Linked DNA regions of Homo sapiens: region 2 is linked to region 1. Evidence: read pairs that join two places in POLR2A ChIA-PET (ENCODE). Cell type or tissue: B cell. All regions are shown on one strand. Each heading gives the region's core, and the rest is flanking DNA. Links, peaks and the distances in the headings are about the cores only. Region 1 holds the start of LOC101926984 (leucine-rich repeat-containing protein 37A3). Region 2 holds the start of LOC124903964 (a long non-coding RNA gene).

Evidence for each region. Peaks named below come from ENCODE experiments on the same cell type or tissue, not always from the same donor. Only the 100,000 strongest peaks of a DNase experiment are listed, where the experiment ranks them.
Region 2: POLR2A ChIA-PET joins it to region 1 with 5 read pairs; 3 of 35 experiments call an interaction of 5 or more read pairs at or near these places.

What each region holds. Positions count from the first base shown.
Region 1 is chr17:28,269,438-28,285,681 of GRCh38, forward strand. LOC101926984 (leucine-rich repeat-containing protein 37A3) reads right to left here and starts at 3,031. Exons shown (of 1, transcript XR_001752821.1): 1 at 1-3,031. It also overlaps the pseudogene KRT18P55. RefSeq lists an enhancer at 12,650-13,849. In B cell, for the core only: no CTCF peak of the experiment used is centred there; DNase peaks (open chromatin) are centred at 8,736 and 9,004; H3K4me3 peaks cover 333 bases; H3K27me3 peaks cover 4,411 bases.
Region 2 is chr17:28,408,765-28,425,008 of GRCh38, forward strand. It overlaps LOC124903964 (a long non-coding RNA gene), which reads left to right and starts at 1,938. Exons shown (of 2, transcript XR_007065688.1): 1 at 1,938-2,547; 2 at 2,661-4,817. It also overlaps the pseudogene H3P41. RefSeq lists an enhancer at 1-443. In B cell, for the core only: CTCF peaks have their summits at 8,246 (motif pointing left) and 8,445; a DNase peak (open chromatin) is centred at 8,237; H3K27me3 peaks cover 287 bases.

The DNA.
Region 1 (16,244 bases), core at 4,753-12,752:
TTCTTCAAGGGTGTAGGATGTTCAACCTCTGTACTGGATTCTGGGCTTATGGTAACTCCCAGGTGCATAGGTTGAACTGTAATGCTGGGTGACATTGAATGCTGAGCTTGATCCTGACCTGGTGTTGCGGCTGTTACCTCTTGATATGCTGGAAGTTGGGGTACAACTTTCTTAGGAGGCTGAGTTGGGGTCTCCTGCATGGTTGGAGAAAGTTCAACGTCTGTCATGGATTCTGGAGTGATGGTAAGCCCCAGATCCAAAGGTTGAACTGTGAAACTGGCTAATATTGAGTGCTGAGCTTGATCCTGCCCTTGTGTTGGAACTGTCACCTCATAGTGAGCTGGATGTTGAGCTGCAACCTCCTTAAGTGGCTATGGAAGCTGAAGTGGGACCATCTGCTGGCTTGAAAGTTCTATGTCCTTAGGGGGCTCTGGAACCTGAACTGTGGCCTCCTGCTGGGTTGGAGAAGGTTCTGCCTCCATAGAGGGCTCTGGAATCTGAGCTGGAACCTCCTGCTGAGTTAGTTATGGTCCAACCTCCTGAGGGAACTCTGGAGGCAAAGATGGGGCTATCTGCTGGGTCAGAGAGGGTTCTGTCACCATAGGGGGCTCTGAAGACTGAGCAGGGCCTGCCTGCTAGACTGGAGAGGATTCTACCTCTTTAGTTGGCTCTAAAAGCTGAGTTGGGGGCTGCTGTAGGACTGGAGATGGTTCGACCTTCTTAGGTGGCTCTGATGGCTGAGCTGATATCTCCTGCTGCGGTGGAGGAGTGACCTCTTCAGTGGACTTTGGAGGATGACCTGAGGCTTCCTGCTGGGTTGCACATGGTTCAACCTCCTTAGGGGCCTCTGGTGACTCAGCTTGAACTCTTGCTGGACTGGAGAAGGTTCTACCTTCTTAGGGGTATCTGGAGTCTGAGCTGTGGCCTCTTACTGGACTGGAGGTTCAATCTTTTCAGGAGAATGCAGAGGTGGGGAAGGCAGATCAGGCTGGGCTAGAGAAAAGTCAGCCTGCTCAGTGGGAATAGGAGGGTTGTCTTGCTGGACTGGAGAAGGTTCAACCTCCATAGTGACTGCTGAAGGTATGGGAAGCTCCATATCCACATTTTTAACTGTGGTATTAGGCAAAGTTGAATTACTTCTGAATATTGAAGACAGATCTAGAGGTGAAAATATCATCCCATCATTCAATGAACTTTCAAAGTCTGAAGAGAGCTCGACTGGAAGCTGAGTTGTGGGCTCTTGATGGACTGGAGGAAGTTCATCATTTTCGGGATATTTAGCTGCTGAACTATAATCTCTTGCTGGTGTTTCAAATGTTGAAACTGCTCAGGGGACACTAAGGGCTGACCTGGGTCCCCCTGTTGGGTTAAAATTTCAACCTGATTAGTGAAATCTGGAGTCATGGTAACCATGTGATCCACAGGTTTAACAGTGACATTGTACAATGTTGGAGGCTGAACTTGATCATGACTTAGAGGAGAAACTGTTACCTCATGATGCTCTGGAGATTGAGCTACAACTTCATTAAGGAGCTCTGGAGTCTGAGCTGGGGCCTCCTGCTGGGTTAGAGAAGACTCAACCTCCTCAGGGGTCTGTGGATGCTCAGCCTCCTGCTGGGCTGCAGAGGGGTTCTGATCCTTAATAGGTTCTGGAGACTGAACTGAAGTCTCCTGTTGAACTGGTAAAGGCCCAGCCTCTTCCAATGACTCTGGAGGCAGAGGTGGGCCCCCATGCTGGGTGGCAGAAGGTTCTACATCATTAACTGGCCCTGAGAGCTGAGCTGTACCCTCTTGGTAGACTGGAGAAGTTCCCACCTCTGCAGTAGGCTCTGTTGCTATGGTGAGCTGCATATCTGGAGGCTTAACAGTGACATTGGGCAAACCGGAATGCTGAGCTTGATGGTGACCTGGAGGTGAAACTGTAACTTCATAATGTTCTGGAGGCTGAGCTGGGGTCTCCTTCTTGGCTGGAGAAGATTCAACCTCCCCAGAAGACTCAGAGGGCTAAGCTGGCTGTTCCTGCTCACTGCGGGAAGGGTCAGCCTCCACAGGAGGACCTGGAGGATCAGTTGTGGCCTCCTCTTGGGTTGCAGAAGTTTCCACCTCCTCTGGAGACTGGGTTGGGGCCTCCTGCTGGGCTGGAGAAGATTCAGTCTTCTTGGCAGACTCTGAAGTTATGGCAATATCCACATCCGCAGGTTTAACTGTAACATTGGGCAAGTTATAATGAGCTTGATCCTCGCCTGGAAGTTGGACTGTCACCTCATGATTCAGTGGAGTTTGAACTGCACCCTCCATAGACTCTGGAGCTGAGCTGGGGCCTCCTGCTGGGTCTGAGAAGGTTCAACTCCCCTAGGAAACTCACAAGGCTGAACTGGCTGCTCCTGCTCACTGGGGGAAGGTTCAACCTCCACAGGAGGACCTGGAGGCTCAGCTGGAGTCCCTTGCTGAGTTGCAGAAGGTTTCATCTCCTCAGGGAACTCTGTTGTCTGAGCTGGGGCCTTTAATTGGGCTGAGGAAGAGTTGACCTCCTTGGGGTGCTCTGGAGGCAGAGAGGCAGCCTGTTCCTGGCTTGACATTGGGCAAGTGTGAGTGCTGAGCTTCACTCCAACTTTTAAATGGGACATTTACCTCATGATGTATTGATGGCTGAGCTACAATTTCTTCAGAGGGAGGTAGCTGCTGTGCTGGGGACTCCTGCTCTGTTGAAGAAGAGCGACCCCCTCAAGGGACTGTGAAGGCAGAGCTGGGGACTCCTGCTGGGTTAAAGAAGGTTCTACCTCCTCAGGGAGCTGTGGAAGCTGTGCTGGGGCTTCTTGCTGGTGCTAAGAGGACTGGATCTCTTCAAGGGTCTCTGGGTTTTGAGTTTCAGGCTCTAGAAGGAATTGAGAAAGTCCAGCTTGCTCATCTGAGTTCATCTGGACTTCTGAAGGCAGGCTGCCCGGATACAGTTGATGACTAAGCTCTGATTTTTTATTTTGCCCAAATTCCTACCTAAGGGGTCTAGGGAGTCATGCCCTACAAACCATAAATTCTCACGAGATGGGTTTTATTTGACCCTATATATCATGACTTACTTTTCAATGTAATTCTGGCACAAGGAAAAAATATTTAACCCACAATATATTTCCTTGCCATACCTTGAAATTGCCCTGCCAAATCTCAAGTGGGAAAAATCCACATTCTATAGAGAATCAATCCCCTTTCCTCTTTGTTTTCCTTCCTTTTTTTCCAGATCCAGGAGAGAATAAACTATAAGCCAGGCACCCTTTTAGGTCCAATAAGAAACATTTTATAACCTACTTTCCCCCTGAACTCTGCTGAGAGATTCGTCTGCACAACAAAACATGGTCTCCACAATCCTTTATCTTAACCTGAACATTCCTTTCCATTGATCCCAGGTCTTCGGATAAACTCAACCAATTGTCAACCAGAAAATATTTAAATTTAACTATAGCCTGGAAGCCCCCACTTTGAGTTGTCCCGCCTTTCTGAACCAAACCATTGTATTTCTTCATGTATTCGATTGATGCCTCATGCCTCCCTGAAATATATAAAACCAAGCTGTACCCCAACCACCTTGGGCACTGTAAGGCTCTTGTGTTGGTTTGAACCCTGAGAGCACACCAACAAACATGCAGCTAATGCTCAGTGCATCAAAAGATGCTAGTGTTTGAAAGACTCAGAGACTTCTCTCAGGAATTTGCCAAGCACTTACAGAACTCCATTTATATACAAATCTTTCTTACCCTGCCATCTCAAAAGGTATGGCTGATGGTCCATTATCTCTCAGAAAAATGTATTATAGCTCCAGATGGTAGAATGACCAGGAAGAAATTTCATCTTGCAAGTCAGTGTTTATTAAGAACCCACTGTATGCCCAGCATCACACCAGGCTGGCAAGAAACAAAATAATCCTGAGTGATCATCCTTCACAGAAAAAAGACTTGAATCATAATTGTAACAATCTAAAATCCAAACATCATCTTTTAGTGTGTCTTATAGTTCATTAAATTTTTGAATTGTTAAACACTGTGACTTGGCCAGGCGTGGTGGCTCATGCCTGTAATCCCAGTACTTTGGGAGGGCGAGGCGAGCAGATCACCTGAGGTCAGAAGCTTGAGACCAGCCTTGCCAACATGGGGAAATGCTGTCTCTACTAAAAATACAAAAATTATCCGGGCCTGGTGGCAGGCACCTGTAATCCCAGCTACTAGGGAGGCTGAGGCAGGAGAATCACTTGAACCAAGGAGGCAGAGGTTGCAGTGAGCTGAGATCGCACCATTGCACTCCAGCCTGGGTGACAGAGCGAGACTCTGTCTCAAAAAACAAAAACAAACAAACAAAAAACCACTGTGACTTGATTTTTTACTCTGGAGAAGCAAAAACTACATAGGCACATTTTGAAACACTTGGGGAAATGTATTGCAAAGCAAGGATGAAGCACTGAGGATTAAACATCTGCAAAGTGGGAAATGATGTGAATTCTAACAACAGGCTTAGAAAGTTAACATCTCTGGAAAATAAACCTCTAAAAAAAAACACACAAAAAGCCAAAGCACACTACACTTGGTGGAATATATTATGCATGACACAGAAAAGGCCAATATGTTCTACAGCCACGTTCAGGAAATGGTCTGGTTAAGACTAAAAGACGGGGACAATGGGTTCTGAGAAATCAAATGTGGAAACCAACACACTTTCGGACACACTCAGGCAAGCAGTCCATCTAACCCTAAATATCTATTAACAAATTCCTTCAAATCGCTGCTCAGACTAGGGACAAAAACATTTTAATGCACCTGACACCGGAACCACACACAAACTCGGCACAATGGCAACTGCGCAGGCAGCTTTGAAATGCTGCCTTCTCTACAAATGGCCTAAATTCTAACCATCTGTCTCTATCTGATCAGAAAAACGTTTCCACCATGTGAATTTCCACCTTTCTGTCTCAGACCAGTCCAACCAGGTTATTTTCACTTCTGCCTATTCCCCTTCAATTTAACTGCTTCTTCTTCAGGTTTTTGTGTTAGAAAAAGAGATTCTTCTGTCTAGGTCTAGTCTCTGTGGCAATGCACAAAGTCCCTGTCATTTAGGGTTGGTTTCCTCCTCATCAATCTTTTTCAGATACCCCCTAAAAAAGATGACGCTCAGAGATCTGAACTCCAGCCCCCACAATCTGTCAAGTGCAGGCCGACCCCCACCGCAAGCCTGGCTTATGTTAGCAGTGAAGGTTCGAGACAGAAGCTCTTCTCGCTGTCTCTCCTGCTGCTCCCTTGCATAGCACTGGTGCTGGAAGTTTCTGAGAGCAGTCTGCAGTTGATAGACATCATACTTTAACTGCTCAACCTGACTGGAATTGATGGAAAGAGAGATTAAATTTAACTCAGGGCAGCAGAGTCTGAGGGGGCCAGATTTTGTACTGACAAAAGACAGCATTTCCTTACTTCTCCCTACACCACCCCCCCACTATCCCCCACCCACCATGAAATCTGATTTTGATCAGTGATGTTGAAAGTAAAGAAGTAGCCTGTGGTTAAGGTGAGATGGTAGCGCATGAGATTCTGGCAGCTTGACTTCAGAATCTGCTGCTCTCTGATTCTGAATGCATGACAGGGAACAGGGGACAGGAAGCAGGTTCACTGACCTCTTCATTCTCCTGGAGGAAGCCCAAGGGCATCTTTGAGGTAAAGCATCCACGAAGCTTCATAAAACTTTCGGAAACAGGCGCTGGGGGTGGAGGTGGCAAGGGCGGTTTCATTTTAATTTCATGGTGGAGTATCAAACATTAGATCAGTATTTCATTATAGATGGACTGATTGAAGTGATTTTTCTTTTCAATCCAAGAAGAACCCAGCAGCAACCAAAGAGCAGAACAAAGCTTCATGGCAGCATTAGGCTGCAGGTGGCCATGGGTCTTGTCAGAGAAACAGAACTGGAGGCAAAATTTCAAAACGACACAAAGAGGTATGGGGTCACAAGTCTTCTAAGCCACAAACCTCACAGGCTATTTATTTTGAGACGGCATCATCCAGATAGAATTGCACCCGTTGGGGGGAATTTTTCTTTGCATATAGTCTTAGTTTTTCAACAGAAAATTCAGAATATTCTATCACCTCCCCGCTGGGAGAAAAGGCTCTCTTAATGGGCCTGGGGTATCAGAGCCATGTCAGAGGTCAGCACTCAGTTTGGCATTCTGCCTTTTGTTAGGGGGCTTCTTGCTGGACAAAATCTCCAGACTTCCAGACAGCTGAATATCTTGCCGGTCTATGCTTGCTTGGATTTTGTTTTCTACTACTGCACAAAAGAGAAAAAAGAATAATTGCTGGAAAAGAGACAGTGAACTTAAATTACAATGATAAATCAAAGATTGTTTTCAATATCCAATAAACTAGAAAATACACATTTCAAAAGAAGAAAAATGTATATACTAATAAATAGAAAATTCAAGTTATGCTATAAATGTTGTTTTGAAAAAAGTACATATATATAGCTGTTAATGCCATAACAATGCCAATATTTTTTCTTTTTTTTTCTTTTTTTTTAACCTCTGAACTTTTTATTGGCCTCCTGCTCCCCAAAGGGTCCCCTGCTTCTGCTGGCTTAAGGTATCAGAACTTTGGCATCACTGGTCTCAGACACCACTTTGCCATCCAATATCCGGCAGGTGGTAGTCTTTTGGATGGTTTGCATGGAGTTGCTGCTGTCCAGGGCATCACCAAGATTGAAAGATTGAAGTCCTCACTGTCTTCCAGCAGGCGGTGGTAGGTGGCGATCTCAGCCTCCAGCTTGACCTTGATGTTCAGCAGGGCCTCATACTCCTGGGCCTAGTGCTGTCCCTCTGCCCGGGTCTGTGCCAGCTCTGACTCCAAGTGCAGCAGGATCCTGTTGAGCTGCTCCGTCCGCAGGGTGTAACAGGCCTCCACCTCCCTCAGGCTGTTCTCCAAGCTGGCCTTCAGATTGCTCATGGAGTCCAGGTCGATCTCCAAGGACTGGACTGTATGTCTCAGCTCCGTGAGCGTCATCTCAGCAGCTCCAACCTCGGCAGACTGCGTGGTGACAACTGCGGTGCTCTCCTCAATCTGCGGAGACCAGTACTTGCCCAGCTCCTCTAAGTTCTTCGGAGCCAGCTCGTCATATTGGGCCCAATGTCTGCCAAGATTTTGGCAAGGTCATGAGATTTGGGGGCATCTACCTCCACAGTCAACCCAGAGCTGGCAATCTGGGCTTATAGGCCCTTTACTTCCTCTTCATGGTTCTTCTTCATGAAGAGCAGCTTCTCCTTGAGAGCCTTGATCTCTGCTTCCAGCTGCAGCCAAGTGACATTGGTGTCATCAATGACCTTGTGGAGCCCATGGATGTCACTCTCCACAGACTGGCACATGGCCAGCTCTGTCTCATACTTGACCCTAAAGTCATCACCAGCAAGACAGGCATTGTCGATCTGCAGAACAATGTGGGCACTGTCCACAGTATTTGCAAAGATCTGAGCCCTCAGGTTCTCGATGGTCTTGAAGTCATGGCTCCAGTCTCTGACCTGGGGTCCCTTCTTCTCCAGGTGCTCCTGGCTCTCCAGCTTCCAGTTCTTGGTATCCAGGCTCCTAACTCTGTCCAGGTAGGAGGCCAGGTGGTCGTTGAGGCTTTGCATGGTTTCCTTCTCATTCTGGATGACTCCCATTCCTGCCAGACCCCCGGCCATCACTGCGGGCAGGCCCCTGGACCCCATGCTGCCCTGGAAGCTGGTGAAGCAGGACATGGAGATCCGGGAACCAGAGCCCCTGATGCCTGCATAGACACTGGCCACACTGCTGACCAGCTGGGCACATAGCTGGGTGCCTGGACAGTGCCCAGGGACTGGTAGTTGGTGGAGAGGGTGGAGCAAGTGGTGAAGTTCATGCTGTCCGGGGAGGAGAGCAAGAGGACAGGACTCAGGTTTTGACGGCCAATTTTTTGTTAAAGCTGAAGGTAAATCTGTAGAAATAAATGTTCTACCTTTAGAAAATAAACATTTAAAGGCTGTCCAAATAAATACCTTACGCTAAATTTTCTGATACAGTTCTCTTTTCCTTTGAGATTGTTCTCACACATGGATTATAAATACCTAGTAAGAAGACTGCAGATTAATTCCCTATAGTAATGAGGTTTGTTTGTTTGTTTGTTTAGAAACAACAATATAGGCTAGGCACGGTGGCTCACACCTGTAATCCCAGCACTTTGGGAGGCCAAGGTAAATGGATCATGAGGTCAGGAGTTTGAGACAAGCCTGTCCAATATGGTGAAACCCTGTCTCTACTGAAAAATACAAAAATTAGCAGGGCATGGTGGTGCATGCCTGTAGTCTCAGCTACTCAGAAGGTTGAGGCAGGAGAATTGCTTGAACCCGGGAGGCAGAGGTGGCAGTGAGCTGAGATTGTGCCACTGCACTCCAGCCTAAGCAACAGAGTGAGACTCCATCTCAAAAAAAAAAAAAAAAGGACTACAATAAATGCCAACAGCTCTGGTTGTTATCCATACGGCAAAAAGACACCTCAGGTAACACACAAAACAAACTCTAGCTCCCTTAAAACTTAAGTGGAAAAAGCAAAGATTTCAAACTTTCTGAAGAAAATACAGGCATGCAAAAATGACCTCAGGCTAAAGAAGGATAAAACCCAGACCAGGCGCAGTGGCTCACGCCTGTAATCCCAGCACTTTGGGAGGCCGAGGCGGGCGGATCACCTAAGGTCAGGAGTTTGAGGCCACCATGACTAACACGGTAAAATTCTGTCTCTACTCAAAATACAAAAATTAGCCAGGCATGGTGGTGCATGCCTATAATCCCAGCTACTTGGGAGGCTGAGGCAGGAGAATCACTTGAACCCGGGTGGCAGAGGTTGCAGTGAGCCAAGATGGTGCCACTGCACTCCAGCCTGGGCAACAGAGCAAGAATTTGTCTCAAAAAAAAAAAAAAAAAAGACAAAACCCAAAAACTACCCGCCCCCACAAAACCCACAAACCACAAAGGAAAAGACTGATACATCTGACTACATTTAAAAAAAAAAAAACTTCTGTACACCAAAGCCACAAAATAAACAAATAAATGAATAGCACAGACTGGAGGATCTCTGCAGCAGATAACAAAGGACTGATGTGCAGAAAATATATAAAGAATTGTTGCAAGTCAATAGGAATAGTCAAACAGGAAGTTTTTTTTTTTTGGTTTTTTGTTTTGTTTTGTTTTGTTTTGTTTTTAATGGAGAAAGGGCAAATGACAGAAAAGAAAACCCAAATGGTCAATCAATACACAAAATGACACTCAACCAGGAAAACAAATGAGAAGCAATGAGATCACATTTATCCTGTCAAACTGACATATATTTTAAAGTTTGAGGACATAGGGAAACTGAAACTCTCATACCCAGCTGGTGGGATTATAAATTGGTAAAACGGCCGGTCGTGGTGGCTTACGTCTGTAATCCCAGCACTTTGGGAGGCTGAGGTGGGCGGATCACGAGGTCAGGAGATCGAGACCACCCTGGCTAACACGGTGAAACCCCATCTCTACTAAAAATACAAAAAAATTAGCCGGGTGTGGTGGCAGGCGCCTGTAGTCCCATCTACTCTGGAGACTGAGACAGGAGAATGGCATGAACCCGGGAGGCGGAGCTTGCAGTGAGCCGAGATTGCGCCACTGCACTCCAGCCTGAGTGACAGAGTGAGACTCTGTCTCAAAAAAATAAATAAATAAATAAAAAATAAAAATAAATGGGTAAAACACTTTAAATGCTTTCTGCTTTTAAAGTTATTTCTACTAAATAGTAGAAATAACTATTCTACTAAATAGTAGAAATAACTATTCTACTAAATAGTAGAAATAACTATTCTACTAAATAGTAGAAATAACTATTCTACTAGTTATTTTTAAAATAACTAGTAGAATAAAGCATGTGTCCATTCTATGACCCAGTATTTTTAGTATTGAGGAGATGTACATGACATGGATGTTCATCAAAGCACTTTTGTACAGGCCCATAATCCACTGACTTTTCCCATCCAATCTCTATTTGCTTTGAACCAATTAGAGAAGATGTAGCCCATAATGCAATTCCAATCATTACATTTCATGCTATGAAAAGATAAATGTGAAACAACAAAGCAAGTATGAATGGCATGATAGGAACTACTAATATGCCAAGTGGAAAATCTGTTTCAAACTCAACTGGGAATTCCAACAACACAACATGCTGGAAGTCAATACGAAACAGTCGAGGCCAGGCGTGGTGGCTCATGGCTGTAATCCTAGCACGTTGGGAGGCTGAGGTGGGTGGATCATTTGAGGTCAGGAGTTCGAGACCATCCTAGCCAACATACAGTGAAACCCCATCTCGACTAAAAATACAAAATTAGCTGGGTGTGCTGGTGCAAGCCTGTAGTCCCAGCTACTTGGGAAGATGAGGCAGGAGAATCTCTTGAACCCGGGAGGCAAAGGTTGCAGTGAGCCTCGATCATGCCACTGTACTCCAGCCTGGGTGGCAGAGCGAGACTCCATCTCTCAAAAAAAGAAAAGAAAAAAAAAGAAACAGGTGATGCACAAGCATGACTTGTTAGGAGTGTGGCCATTAGAAAAAAGAAGTCTTGCCAGGCACAGTGGCTCATGCCTGTAATCCCAGCACTTTGGGAGGCCAAGGCAGGTGAATCACCTGAGGTCAGGAGTTCATAACCAGCCTGACCAACATGGTGAAACCCTGACTCCACTAAAAATATAAAAATTAGCCAGGCGTGGTGGCGTGTGCCTGTAATCCCAGCTACTTGGGAGGCTGAGGCAGGAGAATTGCTTGAACGCAAGAGACGGAGGTTGCAGTGAGCCGAGATCATGCTACTGCACTCCAGCCTGGGCAACAAGAGTGAGACTCCGTCTCAAAAATAAAAAAAGAAAGAAAAAGAAAAAAGAAGTCTTACCCTCTCTAGCATGGGATAGACTACCCTCTCTAGCATGGGTGGGTAGTCTTACCCACCCGTGGTGGGCTTGGGTGATAATATAACAAAGCAGAGAACTAGTAGCAAATAAGCCAGAGTCACTGTTGCTGTCTTAAAAAGGGTTTATAGAAGCTCTAGGAAGAATTTAAAAATGGAACTGCTTTTTAAAAGTTCATGAAACTATTCACCCCTCCTCAACCTGTAATACACATCAACTTTGCATCCAGGTTGCCTCTTACCACTATGAGCATGAAACAGGGTTTGGGAGTTAAGAGATCTGGGTTGAAGGTCCAGTTCTACAACAAACAAGCTGGGGGACACTGAGCAAGTCATTTAACTCCTTGGTACTTCCCTCTCTTCAACTACAAAATAGGGATATTAATAATAACAATTATTTAAAGGATTATAAAACTAAATGAAATATGAAAATGCTGTGTAACCTATACAGCATCACGTAAGTTTGTTCTTACTTTACTTAAAAGTAGTGGCAACAATCTAGTCATTTTCACTTCACCCACTTTGCCTCTACATTTAGCTCATCAAAGGGCAAAACCTGTATAGGAAAAAAATGTTCTTGAGATAAGGTTCTTAAGCCCAGCTGCTCATCAAAATTACCTGGAGGGCTTGTTAAATGTAGAGCTTCTTAAGACAGAGTCTCACTTTCTAGCCCAGGCTGCAGTGCAGTGGTGCAATCTTGCCTCACTGCAACCTCCACCTCCTGGATTCAAGCAATTCTCTTGCCTCAGCCTCCACCGTAGCTGGGATTACAGGTGCCCACCACCACACCCAGCTAACTTTTGTATTTTTAGTACAGACGGGGTTTCACTGTATTGGTCAGGCTGGTCTCGAACTCCTGACCTCAAATGATCTGCCCACCTTGGCCTCCCAAAGTGCTGGGATTATAGGCATGAGCCACTGAGCCCAGCCCTAAATGTAGAGCTTCTTGTGCCCCAGACATACTGAGGTTCTCTAGAGATAAGGTCCAGGACAGGGGACTGATTTTGGACTACATAGGGGACAAATGTGACCCCCTTTACCATTATGGAGATCTCAAAAATAGAAGCTTGGCTACTAGCTCCTCTATAAAGTTCATCTAAATGAAATATTTAAGTGTAAAATGTTTATTTTTTCATTTTTTTTCATTTATTCATTCATTGTTCAGGTAAGTTCAGAAATTTTCAAATAACCTTAAAATGTTACACTGAGACTATAATCCTAGGTGGCAATAATCAGTCCTCTCTAAACGTGGCACAACTCACACCACTTGCTATTGTCTCACACTCAGTCAATTTCAAATATGTATGCTACCACGAGGCCCCAGCTCCTACCTTCTTTGCTCCCTCCTTCTGAACCAAATGGGAGTTACAAGAAAATCCAGTGGGAGTTCTATCTACTGGTTTGAGAAGATTTAGTGAGAAAGGAAAAACTGGATTTTAAACTAATAAACTACATTTGAAAAGATATTACACTACATGAAAAGATATTACACTTTGTTCTCTTTTCCAGATGTTTAAGCACCATTACTTTGAATTTTGGTGGTAAATTTTAAATGAACTTTCTAAAGATTTTCTTTAATAAAATAGATTTCTTATAAAACACTTTTTACTTTGTATTCTTATTTTCAGGTTTCATCCCACTTTAAAATACCAATGCTTCTCATGGAAGAATAAAGTGATTCCACTAACTCACAGACACCTGTGCTCCACGTATCTATCAGCAAGTATAGCTGCATGTACAGAAAATAGTTGCTTGCTTCTTTATTCTCACAAGCTGAGACTTTTCACTTGTTAATCATTAAAAAAAAAATTGAAATTCTTTTTTTTGTTTTTTGAGATGGAGTTTCACTCTTCTTGCCCTGGATGGAGTGCAATTGCGCTATCTCGGCTCACTGCAACCTCCGCCTCCCATTCTCCTGCCTCAGCCTCCTGAGTAGCTGGGATTATAGGCATGCACCACCAGGCCCAGCTAATTTTGTACTGTAGAGACGGGGTGTCTCCATGTTGGTCAGGCTGGTTTCGAACTCCCGACCTCAGGTAATCCGCCTGCCTCAGCCTCCCAAAGTGCTGGGATTACAGGCATGAGCCAACGCACCTGGCCAACAAATTGAAATTCTAAGTTAAATTGCTCAGTTCTCTATTAAGCCTCCACTGTACCTTTAACTTCATAATTACAACAGTCATTATACTGTATTAAATTTGTTACATTTGTCTCCTTATTAGAAATAAGCCTCTGGAGAGCAGAAGGGCAGACGTTATATTTTACTCACTCTTAAAGACTTAGTACAGATCTGGCTTTTTTTTTTTTTTTTTTTTTGGAGACAGAGTCTCACACTGTTACCCAGATGGCTCACTGCAACCTCCACCTCCTGAGTTCAAGTGATTCTCATGACTCAGCTTTCAAGTAGCTGGGAATACAGGCATGCACCAACATGCCTGGCTAATTTTTGTATTTTTAGGAGAGACAGGATTTCGCCATGTTGGCCAGGCTGGTAATCCGCCCACCTCAGCCTCTCAAAGTGCTGGGATTACAGTCGTGAGCCACGACGCCCGACCCAGATCTGGCATATTCTAAGCATGCAATAAACAAATGCAGAATACAAAACAAGAAAAGCAACAATAGAGAATACATAAATGCACAGTAATTACTATCCTTTAGGAATTTACAGTCTACTGAGGGTAAAAGACACACATCAACAAAAATTATACAAGAGAGAACATTTAAAATGCCACAGGAGAGAAATATAAAGTATAAGAAGAAATCAGGGAGGAAATTACAGTATAAGATATAAGTTACAGTACTTTCTTTTTCCCTGGACACCAATTTCCATCCCTAAATATTTGGCAAAAGTTCTTACCACTCAATTTTAACCTCAGGTTTCTAGTGAATTTATACTCATCATGAAAAATATATATTACGACTTCAAGTGCCCTAAGAAAATATATCATATTCAGAATTATCTCCACTTTTTCCGGCCCAGTATATTTCAATTCTGTAGCACTGGTATTCCTTACCACTATCATATCTCCCCAGGATAGAGAAGTGAACTAGCACCTACAGTTTAGGTATGTTAAGGCATATTGGTTAAAAGCATAGGTTTCAGTACCATGATTCTACCACTTATTTGCTATAAGACCTTGGGCAAATTATTGCTCAGAATGTCAATTTCCTCACCTATAAAATGGGAATGTCTATCTCAAAGAGGATTTAAATTAGATAATTCATGTGCAAGCACTCAGTAAACAATAAATGATAGCTGTTATAAAGGATTAACAATAAATCTAGTGAACAGGGGCTTGCTAGTCAAACACGTGCATAAACTGACTATATACTGTGCTTCATAGTTCACGTGTTTTATCAACCTTCATAGTTATACCTCCCTTTCCATTTCCAGTGCTATTACTTTTTCAAGCCTTTATCTACACTCATACCCAGATAACTTTCTAAATGGTTTTCCATCTCCCTCCTCAGACATACATTGACCAGACTATTATTTTATTTCCACCACAAATGCCAGGCTGGGGTAATGGAAAGAGCTTTAGATTTCAAATAAAAGAATTTGGGTTTGGGTTTCAGCAGTATCACTAAAACATTGTAGAATGCTAAAAATAAATTTCTCAACTGTATAATGAGTTTTAGATTAAATTATCTTCAATCTCTCTTTGTTGTTGTTGTTGTTGTTTTTAAGAAAGGGTCTCTGTCACTCAGGCTGGAGTGCAGTGGCATTATCTCAACTCACTGCAGCCTTGACTTTCTGAACACAAGCGATCCTCCCACCTCAGTCCCCAAGGTAGCTGGGACTATAGGCATACGCCACCATGCCCAGCTAACTTTTTTTTTTTTTTTTGTACTTTTAGTAGAGACAGGGTTTTGCCATGTTGCCCAGGCTGTTCTCAAACTCCTGAGCTCAAACGATCCACCCACCTTGGCCTCCCAAAGTGCTACGATTACAGGCGTGAGCCACCATGTCCAGCCTTCAGTATCTCTTCTTGCTATAAGTCTATACCTCTCTTCTGATCAAAAATTGCCTTTGGCTTACAAAATACAATTCCGCATTGAAGGAGCATTAAAGCCTTCCACATTCAGTGTGGCATGAGTTTTGGAGGCAGAAGGCCTAAGATCTTAATCCTGATTCTATAGTTTACTGGTTGCTTATCCTTGAACTTATTAAACTTCTCTACACAAAAGAGAAGTTTCTTACACGAAATGGGAATAACAGTAATTCTCTCAGGGGCCTATTATAAGATTTTAATGAGATATTTGTTAAGTGCTTAGCACATAGTAAACAATAAATAAGTATGAGATTTGTGCCTATTCTAATATTTCCCATTTCTGCCTTCCAGTTATAAGGGTGTGTGTGTGTGTGTGTGTGTGTGTGTGTGTGTGTGTTGAGACATGGTCTCACTCTGTCACCCAGGCTGGAGCACACTGACATGGACAGGGCTCCCTGCAGCCTCAACTTCCTGGCCTCAAGTGATCCTCCCACCTAAGCTGCCCAAGTAGCTAGGAACAAGGGTGCACACCACCACACCAGGCTAATTTTTTTTTTTTTTTTTGTAAAGACAGGGTCTCACTATTGTAGCCCAGGCTGGTCTCAAACTCCTGAGATCAAGAGATCTTCCCACCTCAGCCTCCCAGTGTGTTGGGGATTATAGGCGTGAGCCACCGCGCCCAGCCTAGTTACAGTTTTTGTTTTTGTTTTTGTTTTAAGATAGTCTTGCTCTGTCGCCCAGGCTGGAGTGCAATGGCACAATCTTGGCTCACTGCAACTTCTGCCTCCAGAGTTCAAGCCATTCTCCTGCCTCAGTCTCCCAAGTAGCTGGGATTACAGGCATGCGCCACCATGCCCAGCTAATTTTTATATTTTTAGTAGAGATGGGGTTTCGCCATGTTGCCAGGCTGGTCTCAAACTCCTGACCTCATGATCCACCTGCCTCGGCCTCCCAAAGTGTTGGGATTACAGGCGTGAGCCACCGCACCCAGCCTATAGCTTTTAAACTGTTCCTGGAGACCTAGAACTCTGCTTCAATCAAAACAACTGAGTGGGCCGGGTGTGGTGGCTCACGCCTGTAATCCCAGCACTTTGGGAGGCTGAGGCGGGTGGATCACCTGAGGTCAGGAGTTCGAGACTAGCCTGGCCAACATGATGAAACCCTGTCTCTACTAAAAAATACAAAAATTAGCTAGGCGTGGTGGCTCATGCCTATAATCCCAGCTACTGGGGAGGCTGAGGCAGAAGAATCGCTTGAACCCAGGAGGCAGAGGTTGCAGTAAGCCAAGGTCACGCC
Region 2 (16,244 bases), core at 4,121-12,120, 140 kb after region 1:
GATTCCGCAGCTGGAGTCCCAGAGCATGTGGAGAGGGTTGCCAATGTTGAGCTGCACTGTGGAGTCCAGAGCCCAAGAATCTCCACCTAGAAGGAAGCTGAGAAATCACATCTCCACCCATCCAACCATTTAAAAGACAGGGAAACTGAGGTCCAGAGGGAAAGGTGACTTACCCAGAGAGAGCTAAAAAGTCCTGCCTGTCAAATTTCTACAGGAAAGGAGAAGCTATTGCAAAGGAAAAGATCTGTAGACTTATTTCCATCAGAACATAAAGCCTTAATTCAAAGGCAAATGACAAACAAAGTCATTTGTTTGTCATTAAAAGAAAGAAAAATCTTTCTTTTAAAATATGGCCGGGCGCAGTGACTCATGCCTGTAATCCCAGTACTTTGGGAGGCCGAGGCGGGTGGATCACCTGAGGTCAGGAGTTCAAGACCAGCCTCAACATGGAGAAACCCCATCTCTACTAAAAATACAAAATTAGCCGGGCGTGGTGGTACATGCCTGTAATCCCAGCTACTCGGGAGGCTAAGGCAGGAGAATTGCTTGAACCCGGGAGGTGGAGGTTACGGTGAGCCGAGATCATGCCATTGCACTCCAGCTTGGGCAACAAGAGCGAAACTCCATCTCAAAAAAATAAAATAAAATAAAATAAAATATGACAAAGGGTTACTATTTTAACTATATGTGATAATAACCTGAAGATCCCTCCCTCAGTAAACAGATAAAAACCAAGCACTGAGAGGTTGTAACACAGAACATGCATGTGAGACACACAAATGAGCTCTTCTCCAGCTTCTGAATAGTGAGAAAAACACTGTGCCTTTGATCTTGTTCTTTGCAGCCAACACATTAGCAATGATTTTGTTTAAAATGAGAATGCTCAAAGCTGGTAAGGCTACAGTGAAACAAATACTGCTGAAGGAGTGTAAATACACCCTTTCAGGAAAAAATTTGGTAGCCTTTAATCAAGACCCTTGAAGCCTCTAATTCTACATGTAGGTCTCTATCTAAAGGAAATAGTCTCAAGTACAGAAAAAAGCCTTATGTGCTAAGATATTCTCCCATAACATTATATTGACAAGAGTAAAAAAAAAAAAAAAAAGATAAACAACCTATGTGTCCAACAGTAGCGAAATGGCTGAGTAAATTATAGTCTATCCACTCCATGAATATGAGTCATTAAAATGATATGTTCAAAGAGATTATAATAATATGGAAAACTGCTTACATAATAATTTGTATGTAGAAAAAACAGAGAGCTTGTTTATGTGGTATGGTCATAGGCATAGAAAAGAATTGCACTGAGTAAAGACTGGAAACCATGGCACCAATATATTAACAGAAGTCCTCTCTGCGTGGTAGTAGGGTTAGGTAAGATTCTCTTTTCTTCTATTTAAAATGTTTTCAACCCTTCTGATATAAACAGATATAAACATATGTTTTAATCATGGAAAACATAAACATTTTAAAAATCTGATGATACTCCTCTCCTTCAAATGTATTCTGGCTCAATTGCCAAATATCAGCTTCATGCTCCTTGATGTTCTGGAGACATCACTAGGAGCTGACTTTTATTGAAGCAGGCAGCACCATACTGAGGGCATTACATACATTATCTTACTGAATCCTGACTACAGCCTTATGAGATAGGTATTACAATTTTTTTTTCTTTGAGATGGAGTTTCACTCTTGTTGCCCAGTCTGGAGTGCAATGGCGTGATCTCGGCTCACTGCAATCTCTGCCTCCCAGGTTCAAGCGATTCTCCTGCCTTGGCTTCCCAAGTAGCTGGGATTACAGGCATGTGCCGGGACACCTGGCTAATTTTGTATTTTTAGTAGAGACAGGGTTTCACCATGTTGGTCACGCTGGTGTCAAACTGCTGACCTCAAGTGATCCGCCCACCTCGGCCTCCCAAAGTGCTGGGATTACAGGTGTGAGCTACCGCGCCCGGCCAGGTATTATTATTTTTACAGATGATGTAACTACAGCATAGAGGGATGAAGGGAAATGGTTTTTCTCACTCTGGGTACAGGTTTTCTTTTCCTTACACCTACCTGTTCTAGTGCTTTCTGTTATTCTAAGCCTTAGTATATGTTAGTCTCTTTGCCAGTAATACCCTTCCTACTTTGCTTGGCCTATTCAGCTCCTTTTCATCCTTCAAAACCCACCTCTGTGTCTCACTTCTAGGCGGAATTAGTCATTGGCTAATATGTACTTCCACAATACTGGGTTCATACATTTAACCCTGGTTTTAAACTTAACCTGGTTATAAATATGTGTTCCCAGGTTTGTCTCCTCTTAACCCCTACCTATGTCCTGCCTCCAGATTTGAGGGCAGAGAAAATTTTTTTCACCTCTGTATTCCCTATCCCTGGGCTTGACATGCAATAAGATAAAATGTTAAATAACTTTGATGACATGCATCAACTCCAGTCAATTGATTGAATCTGTCTGGATTGCTACATTGAGATGGGCTATTTTTCCAGCTTTGTGGGAAGGAGTCCTGCGATTCATTCTTGATGTCTGCCATGGGCTTGGGAATGGTAAGTACTGGCACTAAAAACTGTGTTGTCCAACCCCAGGATATGTACTCAGTAAATTTTGAGAGGCTTTGGGGAAGTGCCTGGAAGTCATAAGGGTTTCTCTTTGCTTCCAGTTGGATAATGCCTACGAGAGGCTGTCTATACAACCACTGTGACAGAGAAGATTGCAACAGGGATTCTTCATCCAAACAGCAGTCTTATCACAGCCTCCACCCAAAACCTATGCCTCCTTTTTGCAAGAGGCCACTTACAGCTTCCAAAGAGCTCTTCATGATTTTAGACACTGAGAGGAAGGAAGGAGACAGCATGAGAGAAAAGCTATTTTCCTTTTTGAGATGTTGCTTCTCACATAGCAACCCTAAAAGTCAAAGCAGCATCCTTGTCACAACTAAGGGTGTTCCCAGCACTGAGTAGAAGCTGCAACTATGCCCCCATCGCTGTGAGACTTTGACCAAGTCCCTTTCTGGCTTCAATTTTCTCATCAATGAAATAATTTCTGGGCCTCTATTTCCTTGTCTGTGAAAAATGAAGTAATAATATCTACCTATGGGGTGGATGTTTGGGTCAAATGAGAAAATATGTATGGCTGTGAACTTTATGTGGCTGTGTCCAGGTGCCAGAGATGATGATTGCTGTTGAACTGGGCTTGAAGGTAGGAGGGATTTCACCAGAAAGAAGTGAGGCTGTCCCAAGTGAGAGGAAAAGTTGGGCCTTACAGAGGGATGCTACCCAGAATTCAGAGAAGTACAGGGCTAGAGGTGCATTAAGTGCATAAAGATGTCATTACCGCATGGGGGAGATTTCACAAAACACTTTCTGTCTTTGGCCTCCTGCCCTTGGTTTCATTTTAAACACTTTCCTTTTGCTAGAGCCTTTGCATCTATCCATCTATTCATTTAGCATCTACCGCCTGCCAGGCCCACTGCTAGGTGCTGAGGTTACAGACAAGAATTTACATAATTCCTTCCTTCTATGAGTCCTCAGGCTAGTGGGAAGCAGCACAACAAATCTCAAATAACAATAACAAAAGCATGCCGTAGGATGAATAATTTCAGAGAGAAGGTGTGTGTGTGTCATCAAGAGAAAGTCAAAGGATTCACAGAGGAGCTGAATTTTGAAGCATGAGATGGTAAAAAGGAGTCTCCAGGACAACAGAGAGAAGACATGATAAAGGGCTTTCTGTACAGTGGGAAAGGCAAGTTCTGAGAGACAGCAAGGACACCTATTTTGTTGGGGGTACTGAAGTCATCATAGGACACCCTGAAGGAAAATGAGCCAAGGCCTCATGTTCACAAAGCGTTTCAATTTTAGACATTCAGTCCCAGAGACTCACTCCCTAAATTGGTCTTTTAGTTGGAGTGTTTAGTCCAGTTACATTTAATGTAATTACTGATGTAGTTGTGGTTAAGTCTACCATCTTGCTAAATCTTTCCTTTAATTTAAAAATCTTTTTTTTGAGATAGTGTCTCACTATGTTTCCCAGGGTGGTCTTGACCTCCTGGCCTCAAGGAATCATCCCACCTCAGCCTCTCAAAGTGCTAGGATTATAGGCATGAGCCACAACACCCAGCCTTGCCAAATCTTTTCTTCTTTTCCTACCTGTTTTGTTTCTTTACTTCTCCTCTCTTATCTTTTGGGTGAATTATATTATTTCATTTCTGCCTTCTTCCCTTATGTCAAGGATTATAACCCCTTAAGTCCTGCCTGTATTAACTCCCCACCAATGCTTTCAAAGAAAGAAGAGCATACTTTACACAGTTTTGGCCGGAGGTGGTGGTTCACACCTGTAATTCCAGCAATTTGGGAGGCGGAGGCAGGCAGATCACTTGAGGCCAGGAGTTTGAGACCAGCCTGGCCAATATGGTGAAACATTGTCTGTACTAAAAATACAAAAATTAACCAGGCTTGGTGGCACGTGCCTGTAGACCCAGCTATTTGGGAGGCTGAGGCAGGAGAATTGCTTGAACCCAGGAGGCAGACATTGCAGTGAGCCGAGATCATGCCACTGCACTCCAATCTGGGCAACAGAGAGAGACTCTGTCTCAAAAAAAAAAAGTCACACAGTTTTAACTGGTGTCCCAATTTCTATAGTTCTCTATGAATATATTTACTCATGGGGACCCATGGGGCAAGAAAATATATGTGTGTATGTATAAATATATATGTATATATTAATTCTGTAATTATGCTGTGACTAATACAGCTAAGTAGCATTATATTGTGTGTTACAACGTGTTAATTTATTAAACATAAATATTTAAAATATGCTATGAAAGCCTGTCTTGGCAAGTCTTTATTTTTAGTTTCTCTGGATTCTCAAATAAGAAAAATGGCCCAGGTCTCTTGATCTCTGGGAGACCCTGCAGGAGCGCCTCCTGGCTGACACAGTTTGGGGGTGACATAGAGGGTAATGTCTAGGGATTCCATTTGGTCTCAGGAAGGATATCTTCTGGTCAGGCCCTCCCTCCAGTCCCAGGCTCAGAAGCCCAGCTGTGAAGCCCTGGAGCACCTGACTTTTTTTTAGTGCACCAGAGAACTAAACTCAAGCAAGACGGGGGTGCAAATCAGAAGGCTCTTTTCTAACACGGGGTTTCTATTCGTAGGCTGTAATGGCCACATCACTTATCTAGGGCTGCCTATTCCCAGTGCCAGGGAAATAGAAGATGGAAGCAGGGATCGGGAAGGTGCTAGGTGAGCCGCAAATCAGAGCCAAGGGACGGAGGATGATTTGCAGTAGGGAGAGCAGGCACAAGGAAAGCCACCGCTGAGAACTGCCCTCTAGGGACTGAAGTGTTGTGGCACTTCCTTGGTGGTGTTCCTGTACCATACTTTCCTATGCTGACCATGTACATACATTCTTTTTGTAGGTCTGTCAATAGTGCTGATCAGTAATAGTTAGTTTTTAGTTAGAGAACTGCTGTGTGCCAGCCACTTTACATATATGATCTCTTATCCTCATTATAATTCAGTGAGGTAAGTATTGTGATCCCTGCTTTATAGATGAGGAATTAGGTTATGTGGCTTGCCCAAAGACACACAGCTAAAGGGTAACAGAGCTGATATTCAGCCCATGTCTGTCTGACTCCAAAGCCTCCACACTTTGTACTCTCAATAGTTCACAGACATGTGACCCAGGGGTTGGATATGGCCCACAGATGTGTTTTGTTTGATTCACACTTGTTTTCAAAAAAATAATCGGCTCACATCGTGTATTTTAAATTTTGAATTAGTTGCCAACATCTAACAATTGGAAGATTCATATGAAAAATCCAGGTTTTTGCATTCCCTTGAAAATTCAGAAATGATGGCAACATTCACATCAGGCAATACCTTGCTGAAGTTGGGAAGGGACTGTCCCCTCCCTTTAGCTGTGGGATATGTTCTCCACTTCACCACTCCCCCACTACCCACCTCCACTCATAGAGGATGCCTGGTCCTATAGGTTTTCGAGCTTGCAGCCCCTTTCCTGTGCTGTGCTGCTGCCTGGGAAGAGGATCCCAGGTTTCTTAAAGGGCGTGGACCAAGGCTTTCTGAACATAAAGCGATGGAATCACTGTGACACAACACCAAGCTACTATTCCAAGCATCTGAAAAGCATTCTGTTTTCTCCCATTTTAGGCCGATTTAATTAGCGATAAGGAACACCTTAGTGGCCAGCCCACTACAATCTGGTACTGCTATACTTTATAGCCATGCGGAGACAGTGTGAGGCTGAAGAAGTCAAGAAGTCGGCAGGGGCCAGGTGATGCCTCTAAGGAATTCAGTTTGTTGGGTGTTTTTTGTTTTTGTTTTGGTTTTGTTTTTGTTTTTGTTTTGAGATGGAGTCTCTCTCTTTCGCCCAGGCTGGAGTGCAGTGGTGTGATCTCAGCTCACTGCAACGTCTGCCTCCCAGATTCAAGCGATTTTCCTGCCTCAGCCTCCCAAGTAGCTGGGACTATGGGCGCACACCACCACACCCAGCTAATTTTTGTATTTTTAGTAAAGGCAGGGTTTCACCATGTTGGCCAGGCTGGTCTCGAACTCCTGACCTCAAGTGATCCACCCGCCTTGGCCTCCCAAAGTGCCAGGATTACAGGTGTGAGCCACCGCGCCTCACCTTCAGGAGTTCAATTTGGATCTTACTGAGATTGAGGTGCCTGTGTGATGTCCTGGTGGAGGGGGCTCCAAAGGGCAGCTCTACCCAGAGCTAACAAGGATGGGCAGCGCTAGGAGCCATCGGCATATGTGTGATAGAGCCTGGGAGTAGCAGACCACCCTGAGAGGATATGACAAGGGACAGAGAGCCTAGGCAGGGGTCAGTAAGGAGCACAACCGTTTCGGGATGAAGGGAGGAAGATGGAGCAGGCAGAGAGGAAGAAGAGAAGCAGCAGAAGGGAGCATTAAACCAAAAGGAGAGAATTGCAGATGAGAGTGGTGACATGCCAGGTACTACAGAAAGAGGTCTAGGGAAACGTTGGCAATTGAAACTCAACAGTGGTCACCCCAGAAGTTTCAGCAGGTGAGATCTTTTTTTAAAAAAAGGAAAAAAATAGAAGTCAGATCACAATGGGTTAAGTCAGGATCAATTGTACATTTAATACTGAGGAATGAAGCAAAGGTGCCTCTTGATAAGGTAATCCTTAGAGACTCCAACAAGCAAGATGCAACACATTCTGGGATGAGAGTAGCTCTTCTCTCAAAGGTGGAACTGGGGTGCACTAGGGACAGGCAGGCCTAATCTTTATGGCCAGTGCAATCTCAGGGAAGCATATCTGAGGCTGAAACCCAGTCAGGGGTAGTGAGAAGGCAAAAGGTGCAACCCCGCCCAGGCCTAGCTGGTTAGGTGGATGACAGCAGCAGACGCACTCCCCAGGTGTTAACCTGTCCAGGTAGCCAGCTACCCTCCATGGGCCCAGAATTGATTTTTTCATGTTTAACTCCGATGCTCCTAAGCCCCCTGTGGTAGGCTAAACTGGCACAGCCTCACAGCCCTGCCTCACTTGAGGCTGTCCTGTGGTGCCTTCTCCGTTTTAGCTTTTCTTTTTGTCTTTTTTTTTTTTCCCCGAGACGGAGTCTTGCTCTGTCACCCAGGCTGGAGTGCAATAGCATGATCTCAGCTCACTGCAACCTCCACCTCCTGGGTTCAAGCGATTCTCCTGCCTCAGCCTCCCGAGTAGCCGGGATTACAGGCGCTTACCACCACGCCCAGCTAATTTTTTGTATTTTTAGTAGAGACAGGGTTTCACCATGTTGGCCAGGCTGGTCTCAAACTCCTGACCTTGTGATCCGCCCGCCTCAGCCTCCCAAAGTGCTGGGATTACAGGCATGAGCCACCACACCCGGCTCACTTTAGCTTTTTTTACGCAGTTATTTTGACATTTGGCTGACATTTGCCCTTATTTCATGAGAGTGAGTGGAAAAACGGAGAACACTGGGGCCGACTCTAGTGCTGATATCTTTCAGGTAAGGATAGGAAGTCAATTATGTTTGCAGCTGCAGCCATGCCACTGTTGCTCTCTAACCCTGAGCTTCCTCTAGCTCGCCGAGCTACAGCCCAAGGAGAAGGATAAAGGAGGACTCTATACAAGGAGAAGCGAGTGAGTAAGGAGGTCTCTATACCATGGCTGATACAAAGCCAATTGCCTGAAATTGACCTGTGGTAAAGCACCCAGGGAGCTACTGACTACAAAAGCCGCTTGCAAGAGTGCGCCCTCTACTGCAGAGATGAAGAAACCCTATCCTTACAGGCTTGCCACTGTGGCACTCCGGGAACGTAGACATGCTCAGAAGTCCACCAAACCTCTGATTGCAAACTTCCCTTCCAATGTCTGGTGTGAAAAGTTGCTCAGAACTTTAAAACAGATCTGTGTTGGCCGGGCACGGTGGGCTCACGTGCCCAGAGGCACATGCACCATTACAGGTGGCTGGTGCCTGTAATCCCAGCAGTTTGGGTGGATCACTTGAGGCCAGGAGTTTGAGACCAGCCTGGCCAACATGGTGAAAGCACGTCACAACAAACAAACAAACAAAAAACAGATCTGTGCTTCCAGAGCGCAGCTATTGGTGTTTTGCAGGAGGGAAGTGAGGCCTGTCTGTTTGGCCTTTTGAAGACACCGAGTTGTGTGCAACCCATGCCAAACGTGTAACAACTATGCCAAAAGACATCCAGCTAACACACTGCCTACGTAGAGAACGTGCTTAAGAATTAACTATGATGGGAAACACTTCATTCCCAAAATATTTTTCTCTTCTTCCTATTACTGGTAATTCTGAATGTCAGGTTTTTTTTCCCATAGGGTCTTAAGTATATGATTGAGAGTAGAAAAATAAGGGAGAGAAATCAATTGGCCGTTTTCCCATTTTCATCTGTGTATGAGTTTTTAGTATAAATGCAGGGAGGTAAAGCATCAATGCAAGTCAGAATGTTTCAGTGAACAAGTTTTAGCAGTACAACTTTATAATAATTATAAATAAACCTGTTGGCCAGGCACAGTGACTCATGCCTATAATCTTAACTCTTTGGGAGGCCGGGATGGGAGGATAGCTTGAGCCCAGGAGTTCGAGAGCAGCCTGGGCAACATGGTGAAACTCTGTCTCTACAAAAATTACAAAATTAGCTGGGCATGGTGGTTTATGCCTGTAGTCCCAGCTACTCGGGAGGCCAAGGCAAGAGAATTGCTTGAGCCCACGAGGTGGAGGTTGCAGTGAGCCAAGATCACACCACTGCACTCCAGCCTGGGCAACAGAGTGAGATTCCATCTCAAAAATAAAAATAAATAATAAAAATAAATTAAAACTAATTAATTAAATACGAAGAAATGGGAATGTGAAATCTCTAACATGGTGAATTAAGGATTTTTTGAAAGTCCACCTCAGGACTACTGGTGTGAACTAGAACACAGATGAACACCAACATAGGATTCTTCTAGGAGCCCTAATTCTCGACCTTGTTTGCAGTGGTAGTTTGCTGCTGCCAGTGTCTGGTCTTCCTTTCCAAGCCTTGTACCTTGTCCCTCTCCCTCCAGAGTATTTTTTTGTTTTTTGTTTTTTTCCCAGGCTGGAGTACAGTGGTGCAATCTCAGCTCACTGCAAGCTCCGCCTCCCAGGTTCATGCCATTCTCCTGCCTCAGCCTCCCCAGTAGCTGGGACTACAGGCACCCACCATCACGCCCAGCTAATTTTTTTGTATTTTTAGTAGAGATGGGGTTTCACCATGTTAGCCAGGATGGTCTCGATCTCCTGACCTCGTGATCCACCCCCCCTTGGCCTCCCGAAGTGCTGGGATTACAGGCGTGAGCCACAGCGCCTGGCCCAGAGTCTCTTTTTTTTGGAGACGGAGTCTGGCTCTGTCGCCCAGGCTGGAGTACGGTGGCTCGATCTCTGCTCACTGCAACCTCCACCTCCCAGGTTCAAGTGATTCTCCTGCCTCAGCCTCCCAAGTAGCTGGGATTACAGGTGCCCGTCACCACGCCCGGCTAATTTTTGTACTTTTAGTAGAGACGGGGTTTCACCATATTGGTTAGGCTGGTCTCAAACTCCTGACCTTGTGATCTGCCCGCCTCAGCCTCCCTAAGTGCTGGGATTACAAGCGTGAGCCACTGCTCCCAGTCCCAGAGTCTCTTACAGTGCTTTTTTTTTCCTTTTTTCTTTTCTTTTTTTTCTTTCTTTCTTTTTTTTTTTTGAGACGGAGCCTTGCTCTGTCACCCAGGCTTGAGTACAGTGGTGCCACCTTGGCTCACTGCAACCTCCGCCTTCCAGGTTCAAACAATTCTCCTGCCTCAGCCTCCCAAGTAGCTGGGATTACAGGCGCCTGCCACCACACCCAGCTAATTTTTGTATTTTTAGGAGAGACAGGGTTTCACCATGTTGGCCAGGCTAGTCTCGAACTCCTGACCTCAAGTGATCCGCCTGCCTCGGCCTCCCAAAGTGCTGGAATTACAGGCATGAGTCACTGCGCCTGGCCTCTTACAGTGTCTTTATGGCCTAATGAAGTATAAACGTGTGGATTGTGCATCCTCAGAGAGAGGAAGATGGACCTCTCATAAAAGCACATTATGGCCAGGTGCAGTGGCTCACACCTGTAGTCCCAGCTAATTGGGAGGCCAAGGTGGAAGGATCACTTGAGGCCAAGAGTTCAAGACCAGCCCGGGCAACACAGCAAGACCTCATCTTTAACTTAAGAAAAAGTTAGCCGAGCATAGTGGTTTGTGCCTGTAGTCCCAGCTACTCAGGAGGCTGAGATGAGAGGACCACTTGAGCCTGGGGAAGTGAAGTCGAGGCCACAGTGAGCCATGATCACACCACTGCGCTCCAGCCCGAGTGACAGAGAGACCCTGTTTCCAAAAAAAAAAAAAAAAAAGCGAGGAGCGCCTCTGCCCGGCCAGCCACCACATAGTCTGGGAAGTGAGGAGCGCCTCTCCCCGGCGGCCCAACAGCTTGGGAAGTGAGGAGTGCCTCTGCCTGGCCACCCCACCATCTGGGAAGTGAGGAGCGCCTCTGCGTGCAACCCTCCAAGTGTGAAGTGGCAGCCTTGTGTGTGGTCTTTCTGCCCTCCCCAAGTTTGCATTTTCGACATTAAAGTTTACTTTTAAATTAAAAAAAAAGTTCACTATGTCAGACGCTCTAAAAATGAACAACAGTGAACAAATACTCTGTCCTCGTTTTTCTTTTTGAATGTGTGTATCTGAATCTCCATTCAAATATATACTTTACCTGTTTGCTATTATAGACTTGAATCACTCTCCAGATGTGTAAGAATGTTAGTTGTGAGTGCAAGGATCACTCACAATCTGCCCTGGGGATCCTACAGGTTATGTGGCGAGAGCGGGCTGATCCCTATGAAATAAAGAGAACCGTAAAAACGGATGTGAGCAGTTATCCAGCTTCTGGATAGTGGAATATCCTCTCACTTTTCCCTGTATACATATTTTAGGAAACTGCAAGTCATATTACAAAAAAGAATTAACAACAAAGAAATATAAGTGACCCAAATGCAGCAAGAATAATAGCAGTAGCTAATGGTTAATGAGTATTTATGGAGTAAACATTGAAATATCTCAACTTATCCTTATAAAACCTTACATTCCCTATTTATAGAGGGGATACAGAGGCTTACAGAGATTGAGGGACTTATCAAGGGTACTGTGGCTAATTAAGAGTCAAAGACAGGACTGGAACCCCAGTCAGTCTGCATGGAAAGCCAGACTTCTCGCTCCTGCCCTCTGCTGCCTCCCAGGCGCGGAGAGCTGTTGGACAGCCAGCCCATTACCGAATCCTTTCTCAAGCAAAGAAAGCTGCGTTCACTTTCCTCTTGAAAATTTTCAAGTCACTAAAACTCATCAACACCCACATCACAATCTCCTACTCATCAATTGTCTACAAAATTCCTGCTGAAAAATCAGCATCAGGGTCTGAGCGCAGTGGCTCACACCTGTAATCCCAGGGTTTTGGGAGGCCGAGGTGGGAGGATCCCTTGAGCCCAAGAGTCCAAGGCTGCAATGATCATGCCACTGCACTGTAGCCTGGGTGACAGAGTGAGACCCTGTCTCTAAAAAAATGTTTTTAAATCAACATCAGCAAGTCCTTGTTCCCAACCTGAAAATAAATTTCTTCTGTCTCCTAAGATGAGAAAATGAGAATTGAGTGATAAGAAACTGCCCTAGAAACTTAAACTTTTATTGTTGCTACTGTTTACTCCATCTTTAACTTTTATTTATTTGTTTTGTTTTGTTTTGTTTTGTTTTGAGAGAGTCTCACTCTGTTGCCTAGGCTGAAGTGCAGTGGCACGATCTCGGCTCACTGCAACCTCCGCCTCCTGAGTTCAAGCAGTTCTCCTGCCTTAGCCTCCCCAGTAGCTGGGACTACAGGTGCATGCCACCACGCCTGGCTAATTTCTTTTAATATTTTTAGTAGAGACGGGGTTTCACCATGTTGGCCAGGCCGATCTCAAACTCCTGACCTCAAGTGATTCACCCGCCTCAGCCTCCCAAAGTGCTGGGATTACAGATGTGAACCACCAAGCCTGGCCTAACTTTTATGATTATTAAAAATTTTAGGCCAGGCTCAATGGTTCAAATCTGTAATCCCAGCACTTTGGGAGGCTGAGGTGGGCAGATCTCTTGAGCCCTGGAGTTCGAGACCAGCCTGGGCAACATGGTGAAACCTTGTCTCTACAAAAAAATACAAAAAAATTATCTGGGTGTAGTGGCGCACACCTGTAGTCCCAGCTACTTGGGAGGCTGATGTGGGAGCATTGTTTGAACCCAAGAGTTCTAGGTTGCAGTGAGCCGTGATTGTGCCACTGCACTCCAGCCTGAGCAACAGATCTAGACTCTGCCTCAAAAAAAGAAAAAAAAAATTCTAGCATACGCAAAATAGAGTCATGCAATGAGCCGTCATATATCATCACTTATGTTCAACAGTTATTATCAAAATATTGCTACAGATTAATCTATTTTTCCCTTTGCTCAAGTATTTTAAGACATGCCAAATGTCATGGTGTAGTGTCATTTCACTGCTACATACTTTAGCATGCATCTCTAAAATATTAATATATAGACATTTTCTTCCATAAACACAGTGCTGTTACCACACCTTAAAATTTAACAATTCTTTGACACGATCTGATACTGGGTACTCAATAACTGTTTCAACAAAACATCTTTTTATGACTGGTGTGTTTGAATTAGACTTCAAACAAGCCCACGTGTTGCATTCTAAGAGCACTTTAAGGCTCTTCAATCTCGCTCTCTCTCTTTTTTTTTTTTTCTTTTTGAGATGGAGTTTTGCTCCATTGCCCAGGCTGGAGTGAAGTGGCATGATCTCAGCTCACTGCAACCTCTGCCTCCCGGGTTCAAGTGATTCTCTTGCCACAGCCTCCCGAGTAGCTGGGATTATAGGTGTGTGCCACTATGCCCAGCTAATTTTTGTATTTTTTTTAATTTAATTTAATTTTTTTTCCTAGACGGAATCTCACTCTGTTGCCCAGGCTGGAGTGCAGTGGCGGATCTTGGTTCCTACAACCTCTGCCTCCTGGATTCAAGCAATTCTCCTGCCTCAACCTCCTGAGTAGCTGGGATTATAGGTGTGTGCCACCATGCCCAGCTGATTTTTTTGTATTTTCAGTAGAGACAGGGTTTTGCTGTGTTGGCCTGGCTGGTCTCGGACTCCTGGCCTCACTCAAGTGACCCGCCTGCCTCGGCCTCCCAAAGTGCTGGGATTACAGGCATAAGCTACTGCACCTGGCCCCTGTTTGCTTTTTAAAATAACATTGGCTTGTTATAGAAATAATCTGAAGATTTACTAAAAAATCATGTGCACACTGAATAATACTCAGTGTAAAAATTACTCATGAAATTTATATTATAAATAGGGATTTTATAGCATTTTTTGAGCTCTAAGAGTGGATTCCATCATATGATATGTAAATCTATTGCTCAACTTTTATATCCTTGACTTCCACAGTATATAAAAATAAAAGCACTGCCCATAGTAGAAAAATGTATCCACCAGAGTGGCCCGAAATAGGAGGCATCTGGGAAATGGAGATCAAAGGGAAAGAAAGAACTTGGTAGTTCATCCATTCCAGGGTAAATTACCTGGAATGGAATTTACCATTCTGGGTGATTTGCATGCAGTCAGGCAGGCACAAGCTTTCACTTCTACAGGCACCTCGGATTCAACAGCAGACAAGACAGTCCCTTGTGAGCAAGTTGCTCAAAGTTTTCATAAATATCCTTACAGATTCCCCGGCCACCCACCTGCACATCTTCATCTTTCTTCTCCTTTGGTGACCTCTGATGACCTTCTGGCCTCCAGGGCGCTTGATGGACTGGCACATGCATGCAGGTCCCTGGGAAGATCTATTCAGGCTTTTTAAAGTTTGATTCCCACTGAGAGTTAACACGTTGGTGTTTGGACCTGTCAGGCAGTCCCTTATGAGTTTGATTACTGTGTCTCAGCCTCTGAAAACCAAACACAGTCTAGCTGTCCTGACAAAGTAGCATTTGGGAGCCTAGACCTGGGTGTCCAAGGTTCTGCTGCCATAGACAGAATGGCTTTTTTACAAGACTAGTCACTCCCTCCACCCTCCAAACTCCACCAAAACATCTTATCCTGGTGAATGAGGCCTTCTGTGACCTCTTCTCTGCCTCCCCTCACCCTTATTCCACCACCTCAGTAGCTTTTTCATTGTCCTCATCCCTGTCCCCACTGTCACTTCACCATCCCAGACCCTCCTTGGACTATTCCAACTAACCCCTAACTTGTCTCATATATTCTACTCTATTTTATTTTTTTAACAGAGTCTTGCTCTGTTGCCCAGGCGTGCACTGGCAGGATCTTGATGTGCCCAGGCGTGCACTGACGTGATATGCAATGGCATGATCTTGGCTCCCTGCAACCTTTGCCTCCCAGGTTTAAGTGATTCTCATGCCTCAGCCTCCTGAGTAGCTGGGATTACAGGCATGTGCCACCACGCCCAGCTAATTTTTTGTATTTTTGGTAGAGATGGGGTTTCACCATGTTGGCCAGGCTGGTCTCAAACTCCTGACCTCAAGTGATCCACCCACACGGGCCTCCCAAAATGCTGAGATTACAGACATGAGCCACTGTGCCTGGTCTTGTCTCATATATTCCAGACTTGCTCTGCTTCCAAATCTTTCTCCATGGTAATCTATTAAAATGCATCTCGTTTTCTTACTCCGCTACTTAAAAACCTTCGATCGTTCCCTTGGCATGATATCTGAGGCCCTTTCCGGTCTGGTGCCAGCTCCCTCACACTTTGCCCCCACTCCATGCCAGACACTATGCCCACTGCCCATCTAGTCCAAGGGCCTGCTACTGCCCCCGCCTAGAAGGCCCCATGCCCACGCCACCTGCCTGTTTGCTGGAAAAACTCTTTCCTGCTCAACCTTCTAGACTCGCCTTTGGATACCTCCTGCTCCCAGAAGCCCATTCCCCGTCCAGAACAGGCAGTGACACAGAGCCCTGTACTTCCCCCATCGGAGTACTAGACTGTTACTTCTCCGAGGAGAATATGTCTTGCCTCATCTAGCAGTGCCTGTCATGCTATGATTAATAGCTGGATAACTGAAAAAGTGATATTTTAGGCAGCATCAGGCTGGGCACAGTGGCTCATGCCTGTAATCCCAGCACTTTGGGAGGCTGAGGCAGGAGGACCACTTGAGGTCAGGAGTTCAAGACAAGCCTGGCCAACATGGTGAAACCCCATCTCTATTACAAATACAAAAGTTATCCAGGCATGGTAGTGCACACCTGTAATCCCAGCTACTCAGGATGCTGAGGCAGGAGGATGGCTTGAGCCCAGAAAGTAGAGGCCGTAGTGAGCTGAGATCTCGCCACTGCACTTGAGCCTGGGTGATAAAGCGAAAAGCTGTCTTAAAAAAAAGAAAAAGAAAAAGAAAAAAAGACCGCATGGCTTCTCTGCTCCAGGCTGAACAACTCTGCTCCCTCAACCACCCTTCCTTTGATGGAATTCCCAGATTTCTCTCCAACATGGGCTTTCTTGCAGACGTAGCATGAGCTTCACCTGACTCGTTCAGGTTCTGTGTCCCAATTAATGAAGGCTTAACTGGGGAGAAGAGGGCACTCTCACTGCCTTGGTGGCTCCTGCATGCAGTATCATTCCCGGGACCCTCCAGCTCTCTCCTCGCTCTGCTCCTGCATTCACTTCACAACGTGGCCCAAGTGCAGGTGGT